Regions from separate parts of the Homo sapiens genome. Here region 2 is linked to region 1. A link is a loop called in an ENCODE intact Hi-C map of the cell type or tissue named here. Cell type or tissue: sigmoid colon. All regions are shown on one strand. Links, peaks and the distances in the headings refer to the core of each region. The heading gives the core; the rest is flanking DNA.

The links. Peaks named below come from ENCODE experiments on the same cell type or tissue, not always from the same donor. Only the 100,000 strongest peaks of a DNase experiment are listed, where the experiment ranks them.
Region 2: a loop joins it to region 1, with 3 times the contacts of the local background. A loop is called at or near these places in 5 of 110 quality-filtered maps.

Annotation. Positions count from the first base shown.
Region 1 is chr17:19,502,566-19,513,196 of GRCh38, reverse strand. It overlaps TRW-CCA2-1 (tRNA-Trp (anticodon CCA) 2-1), which reads right to left and starts at 5,016; the gene lies at 4,945-5,016. RefSeq lists enhancers at 2,308-2,929, 7,118-7,717 and silencers at 5,284-5,363, 5,444-5,493, 5,604-5,663, 5,734-5,903. In sigmoid colon, for the core only: no CTCF peak of the experiment used is centred there; DNase peaks (open chromatin) are centred at 4,676, 5,126, 5,736, 6,786 and 1 weaker place; H3K4me3 peaks cover 1,945 bases; H3K27ac peaks cover 1,891 bases.
Region 2 is chr17:19,723,543-19,734,173 of GRCh38, reverse strand. No RefSeq gene overlaps it. Among named protein-coding and RNA genes, the nearest start is that of SLC47A2, 12 kb to the right of the region's middle. In sigmoid colon, for the core only: no CTCF peak of the experiment used is centred there; DNase peaks (open chromatin) are centred at 5,963, 6,503 and 9,198; H3K4me3 peaks cover 421 bases; H3K27ac peaks cover 3,183 bases.

The sequences.
Region 1 (10,631 bases), core at 1,730-9,729:
AATATGTCAAAAAATATATATTCTGGGGCTGGGCATGGTGCCTCACACCTGTAATCCCAGCAGTTTGGGAGGCCTATGCGGGTGGATCACTTGAGGTCAGGAGTTCAAGACCAGCCTGGCCAATATGGTGAAACTCCATCTCTACTAAAGATACAAAAATTAGCCAGGCATGATGGCACGCACCTGTAATCCTAGCTACTCAGGAGGCTGAGGCAGGAGAATTGCTTGAACCCGGGATGCAGAGGTTGCAGTGAGCTGAGATCACACCATTACACTCCAGCCTGGGTGATAAGAGTGAAACTCTGTCTCAAAAAAAAAAAAAAAAAAAAAAAAAAAATATATATATATATATATATATATTCTGGAATAAAATACATTGATTTCTTTCGGGGCCTGCTATCTGTCATGTGATGCTATACTAGAGTCAGATTGGAATTTGGTACCTATAAAGACATTGTTTTGTCAGTCTTAAGATCTTTATCTTATTTTTTTTATTATTATTTATTTTTATTTATTTATTTATTTTGAGACGGAGTTTTGCTCTTGTTGCCCAGGCTGGAGTGCAGTGGCCTGATCTTGGCTCATTGCAACCTCTGCCTCCTAGGTTCAAGCAACTCTCCTGCCTCAGCCTCCCAAGTAGCTGGGATCACAGGTGCCGGCCACCATGCCTGGCTAATTTTTGTATTTTTAGTAGAGACGGGGTTTCACCATGTTGGCCAGGCTGGTTTCAAACTCCTGACCTCAGGTGATCCACCTGCCTTGGCCTCCCAAAGTGCTGGGATTACAGGCATGAGCCACTGCGCCCTGCCAGATCTTTATTTTAACATTAATATTGGTCCCTTGTACCTGAATTCCAAAGGGAGAAGGGTATCATGAGGCATGTAGACTCCTCTTCCCATCATGGCTTGAACTAGATTTTCAGGTTTGGAATGTCTTTGGCTGAGGAGGGGGCAGAGGTAGGGAATGGGGCGTGTCTGCCAGTCAGCTGGAGAGCTTAGACATTTTTATTTTACTATTTTGTATTTATTTTATTTTGAGACAAGGCCTCGCTCTGTCACCCAGGCTGGAGTATAGCAGTATGATCATGGCTTACTGCAGCCTTCACCTCCTGGGCTCAAGCAGTCCTCCCACCTCAGCCTCCTGAGTATAGCTGGGACTACAGGTGCATGCCACCACACCTGGCTAATTTTTTAAATTATTATTTGTAGAGATGAGGTCTTTCTATGTTGCCCAGACTGGTCTCAAACTCCTGGGCTCCAGCGATCTTCCTGCCTTGGTATCCCAAAGTGTTGGAATTACAGCTGTGAGCCACCACACCTGGTCAGAATTTTATTTTTGGTTTACAGAGTAATGGTGAACACAACGCCAGCGTCTATGGTGTTTGCCATGTGCCAGGCACTGTTTGAAGCTCTCTGTGTTCACTCATGCAGTATGAACTCTAATCCATTCACCGAATTCTCTTATTTGCCCTGTAAGGTGGGGACAATTATTATTCCCATTTTACTGATGAAGAAGTTGGGGACTGAGAGGTTAAATAAACTGTCCCAGGCCACACAACTAATCAGGGCAGGAGTCAGGATTTCTGGCCAGGTCCTCTCACTGTAGGCTGGAACATTTACTACTATTCTTTATTGTTTGTTGCTTCAAAATAATAAAACACAGGCAAAAAGATTGTTTAAAAAATCTGTTATCTTGTCACCCAGAGATCATTATCACTAACGTTTTGGCGTGTTCCTTTCTAGTCCTGTGTGAGTGGGAGTCTGTGGGTCCCTGGCATTCTGTCTGTTTTATGCAAATGGGACCTTCCAGTTCTGTAGTCCGCTCTGAACACTTTTTGCCTCTATTCCCAGCCACTGTCAGTTTTGTGTATCCTCTGGAGCACGAACTAGGCTGAGATCACCCGGTTTCTTTCTGACACTCAGCTTCTAGAGTTCTCTCTCCCACAGGCAGCTCCAGGGAATGAGGTCGTGAGGACTCTTCACCCAGGCCTGGCCAGGCAGTGTCCCCGGGGCTGAAGTCCCCGCTGAGGGAGGCTGCCCCTCCTCTGAGGTGGGAGTGGGGCTGACGCTGAGGAATTTCTCATGTTGAGTATCAAGTTCAGATGGCGCGTGGGAGGAACAGAAGGTGGGTTCCAGATCTCGGCTTGTGCCGCTTAGCTCTCCAGCTTTGGTGACATGTGCTCAGGCTTTAGCCCATTGAAGGAACAGATTCTGATAGGAACATTCTCAGTTCTGAAGCCCAAGCTCATTCCTCCCCTCTGGAGCCAAGGATGCCAGTATGTGGTGTAAACTAAAAATCCTAGGTTCCCCAGGCCGGGCGCGGTGGTTCACGCTGTAATCCTAGCACTTTGGGAGGCCGAGGCGGGTGGATCACGAGGTGAGGAGATTGAGACTACCCTGGCTAACACGGTGAAACCCCGTCTCTACTAAAAATACAGAAAATTAGCCAGGCGTGGTGGCGGGCGCCTGTAGTCCCAGCTACTAGGGAGGCTGAGGCAGAAAAATGGCGTGAACCCGGGAGGCGGAGCTTGCAGTGAGCTGAGATCGCTTGCATCCCAGCCTGGGCCACTGAGCGAGACTCCGTCTCAAAAAAAAAAAAAAAAAAAAAAAATTCCTAGGCCCCCCAAACAACGGAACGGACCCCTCCTCTCGGCCAAGCGCAATTCTAAAGTAAACCTGAAATACGAGTTCAGGCCGTGGTGGGAATGGGTGGTCGTGTTTCCTTATACCTTCCTCCCTTTGGAATTCAGGCACAGTTGACCAGCACCAATTTTAAATAGAGACCTTGGCCTGGCGTAGTGGCTCATGCCTGTAATCCCAGCACTTTAGGAGGCGAGTGGATCATCTGAGGTCAGGAATTCGAGACCAGCCTGACCAAAATAGTGAAACCTCATCTCTACTAAAAGTACAAAATTAGCCAGGTGTAGTGGTGCACCAAGCCTGTAATCCCAACTACTTGGGAGGCTGAGGCAGGAGAGTCGCTTGAACCCAGGAGGCGAAGGTTGCAGAGATCCTGCAGCCTGGGCAACAAGAGGGAAACTCTGTCTCAAAAAAAAAAAAAAAAAAAAAAAAAAAAAAAAAGAAAAGAAAAAGAAAGAAACAGAGACCTTAAGACTGACTTTTCGTAGCAATAAGATACTAACGTGACAGACAGCAGGCCCTAAAAGAAATCAAAGAATTTTATACCAAAACATAATTCCTTGACTTTTTTTTTTTTTTTTTTTTGAGACAGAGTTTCGCTCTTGTTTCCCAGGCTGGAGTGCAATGGCATGATCTTGGCTCACCGCAACATCTGCTTCCTGGGTTCAAGCGATTCTTCTGCCCCAGCCTCCTGAGTAGCTGGGATTAAAGGCATGTGCCACCACGCCTGGCTAATTTTGTATTTTTAGTAGAGATGGGGTTTCTCCATGTTGGTCAGGCTGGTCTCGAACTCCTGACCACAGGTGATCCGTCCAGCCTACTTTTTGTTTTGTTTTGTTTTTGAGACAGGGTCTCACTCTATTGCCCAGGCTGGAGTGCAGTGGTGTGATCATGGCTCACTGCAGCCTCCTGAGCTCCTGGGCTCAAGTGATCCTCCTGCCACAGCCTCCTGAGTAGCTGGGACCACAGCAGTGCACCACTACTTCCGAGATGGGGTCTCACCATGTTGTTCAGTCTGGTCTTGAACTCTTGGGCTCAAGAGATCCTCCCTCCTGGGCCTCCCAAAGTGCTGGGATTACAGGCATGAGCTACCATGCCTGACCCTCTATTTTTATAATACGGTTGAGCAGTTTTCAATTTGTATATTTAGTCATGACTGACCACATATTTTGAATCACCACAATATTCCATTTTATTCTTTTTTCAACTCAGTCTAATCTGCTGTTAAATATATCCATTGTGTTTCTAACTTCAAGTATTAAATCTTCCATTGCTAGAATTTTGTTTTTAGTTATTTACACATATATTTTTATTGTTTATCGTTCTCTAGTTAACTTTTTGGTCTCCTCTTTTATTTTTTGAAAAAGATTAAACATATCCATTGGGTATTCAATATCTGATAATCTCCATACTGGAATCTGTGGATCTGATTCTGCTGTTTTTGCAAAAACAGTGGACAGCAGAATCAGCTTCACAGACTTTATTTTCCTTTAAAATGTATTATGAGTAAATTTCGACTGGGACTTTATATGTGGGAAAACTAAAAGGCCTGTTGTGAGGATGTATTTCTCTCAGAGAGAATTTACCTCAACTTCTGCCAGCATCTGTGGGGTATCCTAACCTGGGAAACTATAATTTCTTGGCCTGGGGCTTTTGGACCACGCAGGTGGAGAGAATTCAGACCTGAACATCATGTTTCGTAACATTAGATCCTATGAACCCGCCAACCAGATATCATACATGGTAACAACTGTTAGACAACATTGAAGTGAATATCCAGGCCTTACGGCTGTGGCCGAATCATAGACCTGCTGAGAATGAGGTGTCAATTCAGGTGTCAGAGAAAGGACCACCAGAGAGATCATCACTGAGACTAGGAATCCCTGAAAGTGCGGCAGACAAAAAAAGAGAAGTTCAAGGCAGGCAGGGAGAAGACGGAGATGCAAAAGACACCAGTCCTTAGGGTGGGGAACCCACTTCCGGGAAGCGAGGGACCCCTTCCAGGTGAGAGCCCAGGTGAGTGGGGGGCGGGCAGAAGTGGGCGTGGGAGTGGCGGGCGGGGCGCCCTCCCTGCGACACGGCTGGGTGGCTTCCGGCTCCCTCGCGGTTCGCTCGGAGGGTTGGTGCTGCCCCTCCCTCGGAACGGAACGGCGTTTTTATTCCCAGGGAAAGGAAAAAGAAGTTGCTTTCCGTTGCGTTGGAAGGACAACATATCTTGCAGGGGGCTTAATTTCTCATTTATGACTTTTATTCCGCTCTTTCCAATCCTCTACAATTAAGAAAGAAAAAAAAAAAAACCCAACCTTGACCCCGACGTGACTTGAACACGCAACCTTCTGATCTGGAGTCAGACGCGCTACCATTGCGCCACGAGGTCACACCAAAGTGGTGACTCCGCATCGCTAAAGACCTCGTTTCTGCAGTATGGTTCTAGGGCTGGGAGGCTAAGGAGGAAAGACGCCCTCTTTCCTGAATTCCAGCACCAATTCAGAGCGCTAGCGAGTGTGGTTTCTCCGGTGCGGGAACACAGACGCGCTGGAGCATCCCAGCCTGAACTGCGGCGCCGCAGCGGAGCAGCCACCCGGCGGCCGAGACTCGGGCTCCGCCTCCTCCGCGTCGCGTAGTGACCCGGCGAGGGGACGCCGGGGTGCGGGGACTGGCACCGGGGGGTGGGATTAAGGAGATGCCCAGGAGGAGGCCCAGGATCGGGGGGATCCCTGGGCCATGGGGATTCTGGGAGGGAGCGAGGGGACGCAGGGGAGAAGGGGACGCAGGGGAGAAGGGGACGCCGGGGCGGACTAGGGGACGCGGGGGTGGGTGACTCCGAGGAGCGGTGAGGACGCCGGGGGTTAGGGGTGAGGAGATGTCCAGGGGAGGAACGAGGGACTAGAGGAAGCCCAGAGGGCAGGGGGACCCCGGGGTAGAAGGGACTCTGAGAGGGAGCGAGGGGACGTCGGGGCGGGGGTGGGGACGCGGGTGGAGGAGGGAACGCCGAGGAGGGAGGTGGGTTGACTCCGGGCGGGGCTGGGGACGACGGGGCCTGGCTGGGGGCGGCTGGGCGGCCGTCAGAGGCGTTCGCGGTCGCCGCTCGCCGGGTGCCCTGCCTCCTGTGAAGCGGCGACGTTGTCGTCGGGAGGCGGCAGGAACCCGGCGTGGCGGCCGAGAGCGGATGGCGGCGCGGGGGACGCGGGGGCGCGGGGCTCGGGGCTCGGGGCTGCTCCTTTCTCCTCTCCTCTCAGGGGACAAGCGCGGGGGTGCGGAGGGCGACGCCCACGGCCAGGAAGCACCTTGCCAAAAAGACTTGGAAAATGCCACATTTCTTTTAATTTTTGAGACAGAGTCTCGCTCTGTTGCCCAGGCTGGAGTGCAGTGGCGCAATCTCGGCTCACTGCAACCTCCGCCTCCCGGGCTCAAGCGATTCTCCTGCCTCAGCCTCCCTAGCCTCCCGAGTAGCTGGGATTACTGACGCCCGCCACCACGCCTGGCTAATTTTTTTTGCATTTTTAGTAGAGACAGGGTTTCTCCATGTTGGCCAGGCTGATATTGAACTACTGACCTCAGGTGATCCGCCCGCCTAGGCCTCCCAAAGTGCTGGAATTACAGGCTTGAGACACTTAGCCTGGCTTTTTTTTTTTTTTTAGACAGGGTCTTGCTGTGTTGCCCAGGCTGGAGTGCAGTGGCGCGATCTCGGCTCACTGCAACCTCCGCTTCCCGGTTTCAAGCGATTCTCCTGCCTTAGCCTCCCAAGTAGCTGGGATTACAAATGCGTACCACTACATCCGGCTAATTTTTGTATTTTTACTAGAAATGGGGTTTCACCATGCTGGCCAGGCTGGTCTCGAACTTCTGACCTCAAGTGACCTGCCCTCCTTGGCCTCCCAGAGTGCTGGGATTACGGGCTAAGCCACCGCGACTGGCCTGTGCATGGTTTTAAACGGCTCATTGTCCACTTAAGACTCCGGGCTCTTGTGGGAGTCTTGTGGGAGTCAAGTCCCTGATTTGAACAGTACTTTCTTCTTCCTATTAAATAAGAAAAATAAAACAGTGAGTGAATGCTTTTTTTTTTTTTTGGATGGAGTCTTGCTCTGTCACCCAGGATGGAGTGCAGTGGTGTGATCTGGCCTCATTGCAACATCTGCCTCCCAGGCTCAAGCGATCCTCTTGCCTCAGGCCCCCACTTAGCTGGGATTACAGGTGTGTGCCACCATCCATGGCTAATTTTTGTATTTTCAGTAGAGAAGGGATTTCACCATGTTGGCCAGGTGGTCTGGAATTCCTAGGCTCAAGTGATCCTCCTGCCTGGGCCTCCCAAAGTGCTGGGATTACAGGTGTGAGGTACTGCGCCTGGCCAATAAGTGAGTGAATAAATTTTTCAGTAAAAAGGCTAGTAAATAGGCCGAGCGTGGTGGCTCATGTCTGTAGTTCCAGCACATTGGAGGGACCAGGAGGGAGGATTGCTTGAATCCAGGAGGTCGAGGTTGCAGTGAGCCATGATTGCACCACTACATTCCAGTCTGGGACAGAGCGAGACCCCGTCTCAAAACAAAACAAAAAACCTTATTAAATAAGAAAGATAAACTCTCCTGGTCTGTTGAAGAACATGAAGCATCAATCTTAATTCAATAAATACAACACTGTGGGGAAAAGCAAGAGAGATCAGATTGTTACTGTGTCTGTGTAGAAAGAAGTAGACATAGGAGACTCCATTTTGTTCTGTACTAAGAAAAATTCTTCTGCCTTGAGATTCTGTTAATCTATGACCTTACCCCCAACCCCGTGCTCTCTGGAACATATGCTGTGTCAAACTCAGGGTTAAATGGATTAAGGGCGGTGCAAGATGTGCTTTGTTAAACAGATGCTTGAAGGCAGCACGCTCCTTAAGAGTCATCACCACTCCCTAATCTCAAGTACCCAGGGACACAAACACTGCAGAAGGCCGCAGGGACCTCTGCCTAGGAAAGCCAGGTATTGTCCAAGGTTTCTCCCCATGTGATAGTCTGAAATATGGCCTCGTGGGAAGGGAAAGACCTGACCGTCCCCCAGCCCGACACCCGTAAAGGGTCTGTGCTGAGGTTTAGTATAAGAGGAAGGCATGCCTCTTGCAGTTGAGACAAGAGGAAGGCATCTGTCTCCTGCCCGTCCCTGGGCAATGGAATGTCTCGGTATAAAACCCGATTGTACGTTACATCTACTGCGATAGGGAAAAACCGCCTTAGGGCTGGAGGTGGGACATGTGGGCAGCAATAATGCTTTGTAAAGCATTGAGATGTTTATGTGTATGCATATCTAAAAGCACAGCACTTGATTCTTTACCTTGTCTATGATGCAAAGACCTTTGTTCATGTGTTTGTCTGCTGACCCTCTCCCCCCTATGTCTTGTGACCCTGACACATCCCCCTCTCGAAGAAGCACTCAAGAATGATCAATAAATACTAAGGGAACTCAGAGGCTGGCGGGATCCTCCATATGCTGAACGCTGGTCCCCTGGGCCCCCTTATTTCTTTCTCTATACTTTGTCTCTGTGTCTTTTTCTTTTCCAAGTCTCTCGTTCCACCTAATGAGAAACACCCGCAGGTGTGGAGGGGCAACCCACCCCTTCACAACACCCACAGGGCTTTATGCCTTTTAGAAAAGAAAAGATCTGGCTGGTGCGGTGGCTCACACCTGTAATCCCAGCACTTTGGGAGGCCTAGGCGGGTGGATCACCTGAGGTCAGAAGTTGAAGACCAGCCTGGCCAACATAGTGAAACCCCATCTCTACTAAAAATACAAAAAAATTAGCCTGGCGTTGTGGCGGTGCCTGTAATCCCAGCTACTCAGGAGGCTGAGGCGGGAGAATCGCTTGAATCCGGGAGGCGGAGATTGCAGTGAGCTGAGATTGCGCCATTGCACTCCAGCATGGGCAACATGAGCGGAACTCCATCTCAAAAAAAAAAAAAAAAAAAAGAAGAAGAAGAAGAAAGAAAAGAAAAGAAAGAAAAAAAGGAAAAGAAAGATCTGGCCAGGCCAGGTGGCTCACGCCTATAATCCCAGCAGTTTGGGAACGAGACCCTGTCTAAAAATAAAACTTTTTTTTTTAAATTTTGTATTTATTTTTGAATCAGGGTCTTTGTTGCTCAGGCTGGAGTACAGTGATGTGATCACAGCTCACTGCAGTTTGAACGCCTAGGCTCAAGTGATTCTTCCACCTCAGCCTCCTGAGTAGCTAGGATTACAGGTGCACAGCACCACACCCATCATTAATTAAAAGTTAAGTTTTAACTTTTTTGTAGAGACAGAGTCTCACTATTTCGCCCAGGCTGGTCGTGAACTCTTGGCCTCAAGTAATCCTCCTGCCTCAGCCTCCCAAAGTGCTGGGATTACAGGCATGAGCCACTGCACCCAGCCTCCACTGTGTTTGGACACCTGCTCAGATCTGTGGCTGCACCTGTGATGTCCTGGCCCCCTATTTTCCTAGGATATGGAACCAAGCACTGTCTTGTGTTCTATGACAGAGGTAAGACATTAAACTACAGTATAGCGTTGTGATCAAATGAAGAGATTAGATCAAGTGACTTATGCAGATGTGGCTAAAGGGTCCCTTTAAAGACTAGGACTCTGGCTGGGCATGGTGGCTCACACCTATAATCCCAGCACTTTGGGAGGCTGAGGCAGGCAGGTCGCTTTAGGTCAGGAGTTCAAGACCAGCCTGGCCAACATGTGAAACCCTGTCTCTATAAAGCAAACAAATAAATAAATAAATAATAAAGACTAGGACGCTACTTACCAGGGCAAGGACTAGGAGTGAGGCAAGCATGCAGTTGTGCAGGGTGGAAACCCATCTTATGTAAAATTTTGATACTTTGTTCATCAGAGATTTTTGCACTAATTTTTACTTTTGGAAATATTAAATATTTTAAATGTCTTGATTGCTGAGTGTTTTGACAGCTCTTTGAATTATGCACCTGAGAGAGTTACATAGCGCCTCACCCTCCTCCCAGCTCTGCTGTTGCCCAGAAATTGTAAAGAATTGCTTCCTTATTTTAGAGTTTGTATATGCAAACACTAAACCTTATTTTTTTATTTTTTTTATTTTTTTGAGACGGAGTCTCGCTCTGTCGCCCAGGCTGGAGTGCAGTGGCGTGATCTCGGCTCACTGCAAGCTCTGCCTCCCGGGTTCATGCCATTCTCCTGCCTCAGCCTCCCAAGTAGCTGGGACTACAGGTGCCCACCACCGAGCCTGGCTAATTTTTTATATTTTTAGTAGAGACGGGGTTTCACCGTGGTCTGGATCTCCTGACCTTGTGATCCGCCTGCCTTGGCCTCCCAAAGTGCTGGGATTACAGGCATGAGTCACCACGCCCAGCTAAACCTTATTTAACAACAACAACAAAAAACTTCTGTAGAATATAGAAAATTGACAAATACAAACTAGGATAATTACCAACATTGGCAAGAATATGTGGAAATAAATATTGTCATGCAAGATGGGAAAAGCACGTATAAATTGGAACTTGCTTTTTGGATTATAATATGACAAATGTTTTTTAGATGCTTTTGTCTAGACATTTCTATTTCTAGAGAATATGTACTAAAGAAACAAGGATAAATGCAAAGATATGCCTTCAAGATTGTTTTCATAAAAATTGTGTTTATAATCATGATGCCTCAGAGCATCTTGACTGTCCCGTTGTACAAATGCAACCTAGATTTCCAGGGCATGAGGCCGGGAAGCTGACCCTCGTGAGAGCTGGCCCCTATGCATGAACATACAAGGCTCCTGGAGTAAAGAGGTATGACAGTGACGACTCAGAGTGACTGTTGTGGAGGAGGCGGAAGGACGCAGGGGTTACGCCACAAGCACATTATGAGTGGGGCTGCCTCATCACTGAGAAAAACACGCACAGCTTGGTTTCCTGGTCTCTGCTTAGTTTAGTATCATCTCACACCTAGGTGACTGGTGGGTGTTTTTGTGTTTGTTTTTGAGACAGAGTCTCACTATGTTGCTCAGGC
Region 2 (10,631 bases), core at 1,492-9,491, 220 kb before region 1:
CTATACATAGAAGGTGCTATGTAAATATTTGTTGAGTAAATGAAAAAATGAGTGAGTTTCAAAGACATCATTGGCGTTTTGTTGCTCTAAACGCCCCCCAACCCCGCACCATCATCTCATCTGAAATTACCTGATTTTATCATTTATTTATTTATTTTGAGACAGAGTCTCGCTTGCTCTGTCACCCAGGCTGGAGTGCAGTGGTGTGATCTTGGCTCACTGCAACCTCCACCTCCTGAGTTCCAGCAATTCTCCTACCTCAGCCTCACGAGTAGCTGGGTCTACAAGTGCCCACCACCATGTCAGGCTAATTTTTATATTTTTAGTAGAGGCAGGGTTTCACCATGTTGGCCAGGCTGGTCTCGAACTCCTGACCTCAAATGATCCATTCACCTCGGCCTCCTAAAATGCTGGGTTTATAGGCATGAGCCACTGTGCCCAGCCTGAAATTACCTGATTTTAGATGACAACAAGCTTCATAGGATCCCGCTGTGGGATAAAACAGCCCAGAGGTTTTAAACCATATTAACCACAAAGACAACATCCTAATCAAAGACAGTGTGTCCTGTTGTCCTCATGCATCCCAGGTAAGGGCCCCACAGGTAATGCTCTGATAAATGACAGTTGCCCCCAGCCGAAGGTGGGAGGAAGAGGAGCCTTGGCTGGCACATGCTGGCTTCTCACCTTCACCTTCACCCAATGCACAATGCACCCACTACACCCACTGCACAATGGCCCTGTGCAGTGAGGGTGTGAGCTCATTTGTTGAAATTTATTTATTTTTATTTTTTATTTTACAGACAGGATCTCTCTCTGTTGCTGGAGTGCAGCGGCACAAACACGGCTCACTGTAGCCTCGAACTCCTGGGCTTAAGCGATTCTCCCCCCTCAACCTCCCCAGTAGCTGGGACTACAGGTGTGCACCACCATGCTTAATTTTTAATTTTTTGTAGAGACAGGGTTTCACTGTGTTGCCCAGGCTGGTCTTGAACTCCTGGCCTCAACTGATCCTCCTGCTTGAGCCTCCCAAAGTACTGGGATTGCAGGCGTAAGCCACCACACTGACTCTATTTATAGATTAGGAACCTGAGGTTTAAGAAGCAGTGTCACTAGCCAAGGTCTCCGGGTGCCAGCCACAGGTGCCACAGCTCTGGGGCATCTGGTCTTCTCTGACATCACAGAGCCTCCTCAAAACCTTTGCATCAGGAGCTATTGACGCAGTTGGAAACATTCAGAATGGAGGAGAGAAAGCTAAGGGTTCCCAAGGACATTATCTGCACTTTCCAAACTGAAGAATTAGAGCAGGTGGGTGAGAATCATAATCACCTCTTTCTCCTCTTCCTCTTCTTTTCATCCTCGTCCATCTCCTTTTTCTATGTGTTGTTAGTATGACACAATTTACAATATTACCTACTTTATTCATAATGCCCCAAGTCTGACCTTTTCTGAACTAATTCTATTTCCAAATTAGATCTCAATTTAAAATAAAACAGCAATTTAAAAAAATTGGTCTAGTCCCAACACCATGATTTAATCTACTGTTTTTTCTTTCTATGACATGGATTAAGGAATGGGCTGGAAAAAAATATTTGCCCAATTATGATTCAACCTTTCCACATAATTGCTATTGTCCAAAACATAAAGACCAAGGATAATCGCAACTCTCGTGTCACCAAGGAGAGCAGGTGACATTTCCGGATTGCACATTGCAATCCATGCCATGCTATGCATGGTGCACAGAAGGGGGCCTACTTCTGCCCAGGAGCCACAGCCATAGCATGCCATTGTTGAGTCCATTGATTGCTCCTGGTGTTTAGATTCTCAGATTAAAAAAAAAATGTATGTAATCCCAGCACTTTGGGAGGCTGAGGCGGGCAGATCATTTGAGGTCAGGAGTTTGAGACCAGCCTAACCAACATGGTGAAACCCCTTCTCTACTAAAATACAAAAATTAGCTGGGTGTGGTGGCAGGTGCCTGTAATCCAGCTACTCTGGAGGCTGAGGCAGGAGAATCGCTTGAACCTAGGAGGTAGATGTTGCAGTGAGCCAAGGTAGCATCTCTACACTCCAGCCTGGGTGACAGAGTGAGACTCTGTCTCAAAACAAACAAACAAAAAAACAAAGCAAAACAAAAGAAAATGTAGAGTCTCTCCCAAACAGGAAACTAAAAGGCAAAGTCTCAAGCCATAAAAGGCTTCCGTCTCTGTTGCATTGCTGATGCCCTCTGTCTCCTGATGTTCTAGAGCAGAAGGGAAGATTGCGCCCACCTATGGGTTCCTCCAGCAGGCAGTCGTGGCGGGGACTGCGCTCGAGGAGCTCACCTTGATGGGAGCGTCTTCGGCAGGACCTGCAGGGTTATGCGGCAGGAACAAGTTAACCTCAGAATGGCGGCGGCTACAGAGGAGGTTGGGGGAGCTCTGCTCCACAAGGTCAACCAGAGAGGAGCTGACAGAGCCTTCACCATCTCAGTGCAGGGCTAGGGGTTCACCAAAGCAGGGAAGGGAGAACTGGAGAGGCCACCCCAGATCACCTCCACTCATAGCCCACTGGCCAGGACCACAGCCCAGAGCTGAAAGGGTTCTGGGAACTGTGGAGGAGCAGTCGTTATTTGTTGAGCAGCAAATGTCCCTGCTGCATGGACAGAGAAAGACAATAAACACAGGAATAAAGTGACATGAGAACTACCCTACAAAGCCAGGCCACGCCATGCAGGTCATGAGGGGTGTGCTGGTGTTTAGAGACCATTGGTTGAGGACTTGCCTGAGGGAAAGGTAGGGCACGGGCCCCTGAGCTCCAACCCTGACCTGCAATGACTCTTGTCCCCTCTCCCCCAACTGCTGCCATCCAGGCAGTTCCCACACCATCTGCCTTGAATGTGGGGCCCCCGGCTCCAGAGCCCTCACTGCTCTGCCGGGACTCCCCTCTACTCCTTGGCCACCTCTCTGCTCATCCCACTTTGGGGTACTCAAGGCTGAGCGGGTGACATTTCCCGGATCCCAATCTGTCAGGATGATGTTGAAATAGCAGCAAACTAAGATTCAAAAAGTTTAAAAAAGGAACTTCACCAGCTCACACTCCAGAAGGCTGCAGGGAGGACTGGTGCCAGGCTTGGACTCAGCTCCGCCTCTGCTGTGGGCCAGCCCTGCCCAGGGGACAGCAGGGTGGCTCCTTCTCTGAGTCCCCTTCTTTCCCAAAATTTCTCTGGAGTCACCTTGAGTGGCTGGACTGACTGCCTGGACTGAGCAAGCGTGGCAAACACTGCTGTTGCCTGTGCAAATCTGTTCCTCCTCCCTCATTGTTAACAGAATTCAATTTTGAAAATTTCTTTAAAAATGATGATGCTTAGGATCCTGAGATTTTCATCCTATGTTCTAGGCTAGAGCCAGGGCATCACTATATCTGGGTTATATGTTATTTGTTTGTTTTTTGTTTTTTGTTTTAGACAGAGTCTCACTCTGTCACCCAGGCTGGAGTGCAGTGGCACAATCTTGGCTCACTGCAAACTTCACCTCCCGGGTTCAAGTGATTCTCCTGCCTCAGCCTCCCGAGTAGCTGGAATTACAGGTGTGTACCACCACGCCCAGCTAATTTTTGTATTTTTAGTAGAGATGGGGTTTCACCATGTTGGTCAGGCTGGTCTCGAACTCTTGGCCTCAAGTGATCCACTCACCTTGGCCTCCCAAAGTGCTGGGATTACAGGCGTGCACCACCACGCCCAGCTAATTTTTAGTAGAGTATTTTTAGTAGAGATGGTGTTTCACCATGTTGGCCAGGCTGGTCTCAAACTCCCGACATCAAGTGATCTGCCCGCCTCAGCCTCTCAGAGTGCTGTGATTACAGGCACCTGCCCGGCCCCTCAGGCCTTTTTTGTAAGGGCACTAATCACCTCCCAAAGGCCCCAAACTCCTAATACCATCACACTGGGGACAAGGATTTCAACACCTGAATGCTTAGGGGGACACAAACATTCAGATCATAGCACCAATAAAAACAGATGCACAAGAAAGGGCGACCCCTCTCCCGCCAGAGAGTGGCATGTCTGGTTGTGAACTTGGAATGCACAGCCATCTTGTGGCCATGAGGACAGCCCTGAGGCGAGGCCGGCGGGCTGAGACCGGCTTAGTAGGGAGATGATGCCCCTGGGCTGCTCTGGGATGTGAATGAGCTGCTGGAGCTGCCTTCCCTTTAACAAATTTTCTTTTCCTCAAGCCATTTTGCCATTTTGAAGCATTTCCCATTACTTACATCTGAGAGCCTCTTATCTCTCCTCCTCTTACCGCTTGGTGTACTCCTTGTTCCAGTGTCTCCTGAACAGGGCGGGCTTGTTCTCCTGAGACTTCTGCTTAGACCTCCCAGCACCTCCTCCCTCCAAGTCTCTTCCTCCCCAGGACTGCAGGGCGTCAGCAGGGCCTCCAGACTGTAGACACCCGCGCAACGCCAGTCTTTGTGCAGATCCCTGCGCACACACACCACCCACCTGAGGCCACCCTGCAACTGTGAAAGTCAAGAACTCCCTGTCGGCCGGGAGCGGTGGCTCACGCCTGTAATGCCAGCACTTTGGGAGGCTGAGGCGGGCGGATCACTTGAGGTCAGGAGTTTGAGTCCAGCCTGGCCAACATGGTGAAACCCCGTCTCTACTAAAAATACAAAATTAGCTGGGCGTGGTGCTGCACACCTGTAGTTCCAGTTATTTGGGAGGCTGAGGCAGGAGTATCGCTTGAACCTGGGAGCTGGAGGTTGCAATGAGCCGAGATCTTGCCATTGCACTCCAGCCTGGGCAACAAGAGCAAAACTCCATCTCAAACAAACAAAACCTTCCTGTCATGGGCTCAATCCAAGGGAAGCTGGGACTGGGAAGCTGGCACTGCCATCACCACTGTAACTGCTTCTTGACACTCACAGAAGCGGCTGCTGGATAAGAGATCACTAGTGCAGGAAACCCAGCAACCAAAGCAGCCAACTCTTTTTTTTTTTTTCTTTTTTTTGAGACAGAGTCTCCCTCTGTCACCCAGGCTGGAGTGCAGTGGCTTGATCTCAGCTCACCACAACCTCCGCCTCCTGGGTTCGAGTGATTCTCCTGCCTCAGCCTCCCCAGTAGCTGGGATTACAGGCGCCTGCCACCACGCCCGGCTAATTAATTTTTTTTTTTTTTTAGTAGAGACAGGGTTTCAGCATGTTGGTCAGGTTGGTCTCAAACTCCTGACCTTGTGATCTACCCTTCTCGGCCTCCCAAAGTGCTGGGATTACAGGCGTGAGCCACCGCGCCTGGCCCGAAGCAGCCAACTCTCACACAAGTGCATCTGAAGTGCAGAACTTCATTCTTCCCTGGAACCCTGCCCCAGGGGAGTCTGGGAAATGTGGGTTTTAGCTGCTGCTGCATAGAGAGCTGTGAGCAGGAGGTGGAAGGGAAGCTGAGGGCCAAGTGATCGATCATACCCAACCATGTGAACGTGGGTGGCTGGCCCACCCCCGGGCCTATCTTTCAGCTACTAATTGGTTACCTCAGTGTTTGCCTCCTAGGGTTGGTGTGGATTAAATGAGATTGTGCAGGTAAAGCACTTGCGCCTAATCGGGGGCTAATGAATATTAGTTCTTATTATTTCCAATACTTTTTCCTTCTAGCTCTGTGGTTCTCCAAGCCTGAGCTGCTCAGACCTCTGAAATGGGCCCCAGAGGTCACTGGAGAGTTTGCAGAAGGTTCAGAAAGAATAGTCCTGAGAGGGATGACCCAGGCCCCTGCCTGCCTGGACACACCACTGTCTGCGCCCAGGCCTCTCTCTCAGCTATGCCAAGCAGCCGCTGATTCTCCAGCCAAGGGTGTTATATAAGCTTCATCTTTTCCTTTGTTTACAGGAAATTTTGAAAACACCAACTGGGCTTGGCCTGAGCTCCTTCATTCCTAAAGGCAACAGAAATTGTTTGGGCAGGAGAGGCAGCCACACGCAAAGCAGCTGCCCTGGCACAGGGCCAGGCCTTGCAGGACAGGCAGCTGCTGGCAATCGTGAGGTCAGGCACTCTTGTCGTTCAGGGCCAGGATCTGCGGTGCCTGGGGGAAGCCGTGTACTTCTGGATGTGCAGCTTTCACCCACACCCATTGGGCCCTGCCTTGGTTTCCCTGCCTGATGCTGCAGTTCTCTGCCATGATGGCAGCTCTCCACCCTGCCAGACCCTGCCTCTGGGAGGCCTGGGATGACCTGGGAGCACTTTCTAGGGTTCTGCCAACAGCTCAGACAGATCTCAGCCTCTTAGCAGAGCAGGAGGAGTAGGAGGCACCTCAGCCTGGGTGGGGTGGGAGGACAAGGGCAGATGGGAAGGAGATATCCCCTCTTCTCTGCTTTGACCCACGCTTCTAAGTGGACAGGTGGGGGAAAGCTCACACCCTTCGTTTCCTCACATGACAATGGGGCTGTGCAGGTGCCAAGCTTCCCGAACAACTGCCTTGCCCATCCTAGGAAAGTTGCCTAGGCCTGGTCCCCGGGAACTGCTTTAATGGAACATCTTCTATTTGAGCCAGGGCCAGACATGATCTCACAAGTCCTCATGTGATCTGCTGGGAAACAAATGTTTGTTGCTGGTAACTTGTGCTTGAGCAAGACAACAGCTCTCTGTTTCCCAAGGCTTGTATGCCTGATAGAAGTTTACAGGGTAGCTGACTGGTAGAAATTGGCACCAGGAGTAGAAGTTTCTACCAGAAATTCCCAACTGGATTTTCTACACCTTCCCTACCTTGGGAAGGCAAAGGGGTGAGGACAGAGAGACCTAGCCCCGGCTAGACACCCTGACAGTAGGAAGGCTGGGCCTTCCTGACCATTCTGACACTGAGTTCTTTTTCAGGCCAACAGTTGCTAGACAGACAGAAAAAAATATTTTCTTTCTAGTTCTGCTCCTAAACCTGTGCTCACTATGATGTAAGTTGGAGAGGTTTTTCCATAAGCACACATACTGTTACTCCTCTATCCAGTGTCCATGGCAGACATTACAAGTTGATCACCGCACTCTTGTTTGCTTTGCTGAATCCGCTGAATTCACAATATAGCAATGCAGTACAACAGAGTAGAACTGGCAGGCTGGAGAAAAGCTATCTGTCATCCCAGATGAAGTAGAAAGGATGTGCACTTGGATAGGAGACAGACTCAGCCTCATATTCTGAGTCTGCCACTTTCTAGCAGTGTGACCTTGGGCAAGTACTTTCTTTCTCTGAGCTTCAATCCTGTCATTTGTAAAATGGGAATAAGTATATCTGCCTGAAAAGGTTGGCATTAAATGAGATTAAATGAGATGTGTCTCGTGCTGCACAATTAGCACATAATGGAGGCTCCGATTCCTACATATATCATTACATCATCACATACACTCCTACACACCATTCAGACGTATTCTGTGGGGAATTTGTAGAAATGAAAATGCTAAACGCCAAGCCAAAGTTTTCTTTCCAAGCCAAAGGAGTCATCTTCTCCTTCTCCCCCCCCTCCTCCTCGTTCTCCTCCTCTTACTCCTTCTTCAAAAATATTTGTTATGTAACAAAATGTGTTATGCAGATTATTTAACCTACTTAAGAAAAGAAACCTGAGAACTTTTACAGTGTTCATTGATATATAAGTAATGTCTGGGCTACTTACAAATGAGTTTCATCTAGTCTATGTCTTTAAGACATCAGGAGCCAAGGACCCAGAATTTTAGCATGAAAGAAAAAAGGACCATAACATTGGATAAATGTCTACTAGGTTCCAGACACTTACATCTATGTTAGCCTATCTCCTTCTTGTACCAATACTGTATGTCAGGTTTGTTTTTATTTGTATTTTAATCGTGATAAAATACACACAACATAAAATTTACCATCTTGGCTGGGTGAGGTAGCTCACACCTATTATCCCAGCACTTTGGGAGGCCCGGGGCGGGTGGATGGATCATTTGAGGTCAGGAGTTCGAGACCAGCCTGGCCAACATGGTGAAACCCTGTCTCTATTAAAAATACCAAAATTAGCTGGGTGTGGTGGTGCACGCCTGTAATCCCAGCTACTTGGGAGGCTGAGGCAGGAGGATCGATTGAATCCAGGAGGTGGAGGTTGTAGTGAGCAGAGATCACGCCATTGCACTCCAGCCTGGGCGACAGAGACAGACTCCATCTCAAAAAAAAAAAAAAATTACCATCTTACCCGATTTAAGTGTACAGTTCAATAGTTAAATACCTTCACATTGCTGTGCAAGCAGTCTGCAGAACTCTTTTCATCTTGCAAAACTGAAACAATTTACACTTTAAACAACTCCCACCTTCTCTCCAGCCCCTGACAACCACCATTCTACTTTCTGTCTCTTGGAATTTGACGACTCTAAGTCCCTCAGGTAAGTGGAATCACACAGTGTTTGTCCCTTTGTGTCTGGCTTATTTCATTCAGCAAAATGTCCTCAAAGTTCATCCATGTTATATGTGGCATCTGTCAGAATTTCCTTCCTTTTTATGGTTGAGTAGTATTCCGTCATATGCATGTACCGCATTTTGGTGACTCACGCATCTGCTGATGGACACTAGGGCTGTTTCCACCACTGGCTGTAGCGAATAATGCTGCTGTGAACATGGGTGCACAAATATCTTTTTGAGTCCCTGCTTTCAGTTCTTTTGGGTATTTATGGAAATGGAGTTGCTGGATCATATGTAATTTTATTACAAGGAAGGAACAAACTAAAGAGAGTAAATGACTCGCCCAAGGTCAACACAACGAAAAAGTGGCAGAATCAGAATGTAATCCAAGTCTATCTGAAGTGAGCTTAAATTATGTATTTCCTTTCTCTCATTCCAGTTGGGTTAAACAAACAACCTCACGAAGGGCGTGCAGGTATGAGGAGCAGGTGGGGATGTCCTCTTTCCCCGCAGGCTAACATAGGTCTGATGGGTCAAGAAATGGCCTGCTGGGTGGTCTGGAAGCCCCCCTGGCCCTCAGGCTAGGGGTCTGCCTCCTAGCAAGGCCCACGAGGAAGGATGGTAAAGCCAGGCTTTGTTCAGTGGGGTCAGTATGAAGACAGTGAGGTTGTGGATGGGGAGATAGCTGAAGTGGAGACCTCCCGACAGGCCTCACACAGTCAGTCAGGGGTCACGGGTTAGGAGGAACAGATGCCATTCAAACCGTCTCAACTTGAAAAAAAAAAAAAAAGATTGGTCCATCCTGGGAGAGGTGTCCAACCCCCTGCGGCCCGCGCGGAGGCTGTCACGTGGCACACAGGACCACGCCTTCCAGGCCGTGGGCAGGGCCTGTCCGGGGGTCCAGTGTGGGGGCCACGCGTCCTGGGGAGACCTGTGCAGCCCCCGAGGGCAGGGTCCACGGGGAGCGGGTGGGCGCGCTCGCCGCCCCTGAGGGGCTGGCTGACCGGGCGGGGCGTTCCAGGCGGCGGATGTCCCCCGCAGGCCTCGGTATCCGCGCCACCCGCGCCGGAGGCTGCTCTGAGTTAGGACCTGCGGTTAGAGAGAGGCCAGTCGAGTGCTGCGGTGCCAACGCCTGCAGCCCGGGCTCGGGCTTCCTGTTTGCGCGCCCTGGCGGTGTCACGTGCGTGGGCGAAGCCTCGCTTTGACCTCAAAAAGCCCGGTGTTTCATGCCAGCCGGTCTCCGCCCGATGAGGACAGTGGAGTTAAGAGGGATCCCTGCGGCTGGGCACCCAAGTCCCCAGCGCCTGCTCCCTGGACCGCACCTGGGCTGGCTTCACAGACCCCGAATCCTCCCCTTGGCGAGGGCTGACCAAGTTGGGAGGGGATGGCGGGGATAAGCAGTATCAAGTCACTGAGACCTGACAGCCCTGCCAGTGCCTGGAAGGGTAACCTCAGGGACAAATAGGTGTAGAGCCAACAGTAGCCAGGCTCAGTAGCCCACCCATATCAGGCAGTCCTAGGAGAGTCAGGACATGCACCTTTTAATTTGAGAAGTAACCATTGAGCACAATGGCACTGCACCCCTCCATCTTTGCCAAGGACACTAATTGGGATCAAGTCTGGCAGCAACATGCTGAGAAGCTGGGCCCTGCCCTAGCCCCAGGGTGAATGTGTCCAGACCTGTGGCTCTCAGCGCCAGCTGCACATCAGAGAGGGAGGTTTAGAAGAATGCCTGGCAAATGATTCTCTGGTGCCCAAAGTCAAAGCAGTGGCTACCCTTGGTAAGGGACAGTGACTGGAAGGGGAAACCAGGGGGCTTGGAAGCCACCAAAGTTCTGTTTCTTGATCTGTCTGCTGGTTACTCAAGTGCATTTATTTTATGAAAATCCAAGGAGGTGTACACGTGCACAGTTTTCTGTATAAATGATATACTTCAATAAGAAGTTAAAGAAATCAGGCGGCCGGGCGCGGTGGCTCACGCCTGTAATCCCAGCACTTTGGGAGGCCGAGGCGGGTGGATCATGAGGTCAGGAGATCGAGACCATCCTGGCTAACAAGGTGAAACCCCGTCTCTACTAAAAATACAAAAAATTAGCCGGGCGCGGTGGCGGGCGCCTGTAGTCCCAGCTACTCGGGAGGCTGAGGCAGGAGAATGGCGTGAACCCGGGAAGCGGAGCTTGCAGTGAGCCGAGATTGCGCCACTGCAGTCCGCAGTCCGGCCTGGGCGACAGAGCGAGACTCCGTCTCAAAAAAAAAAAAAAAAAAAAAA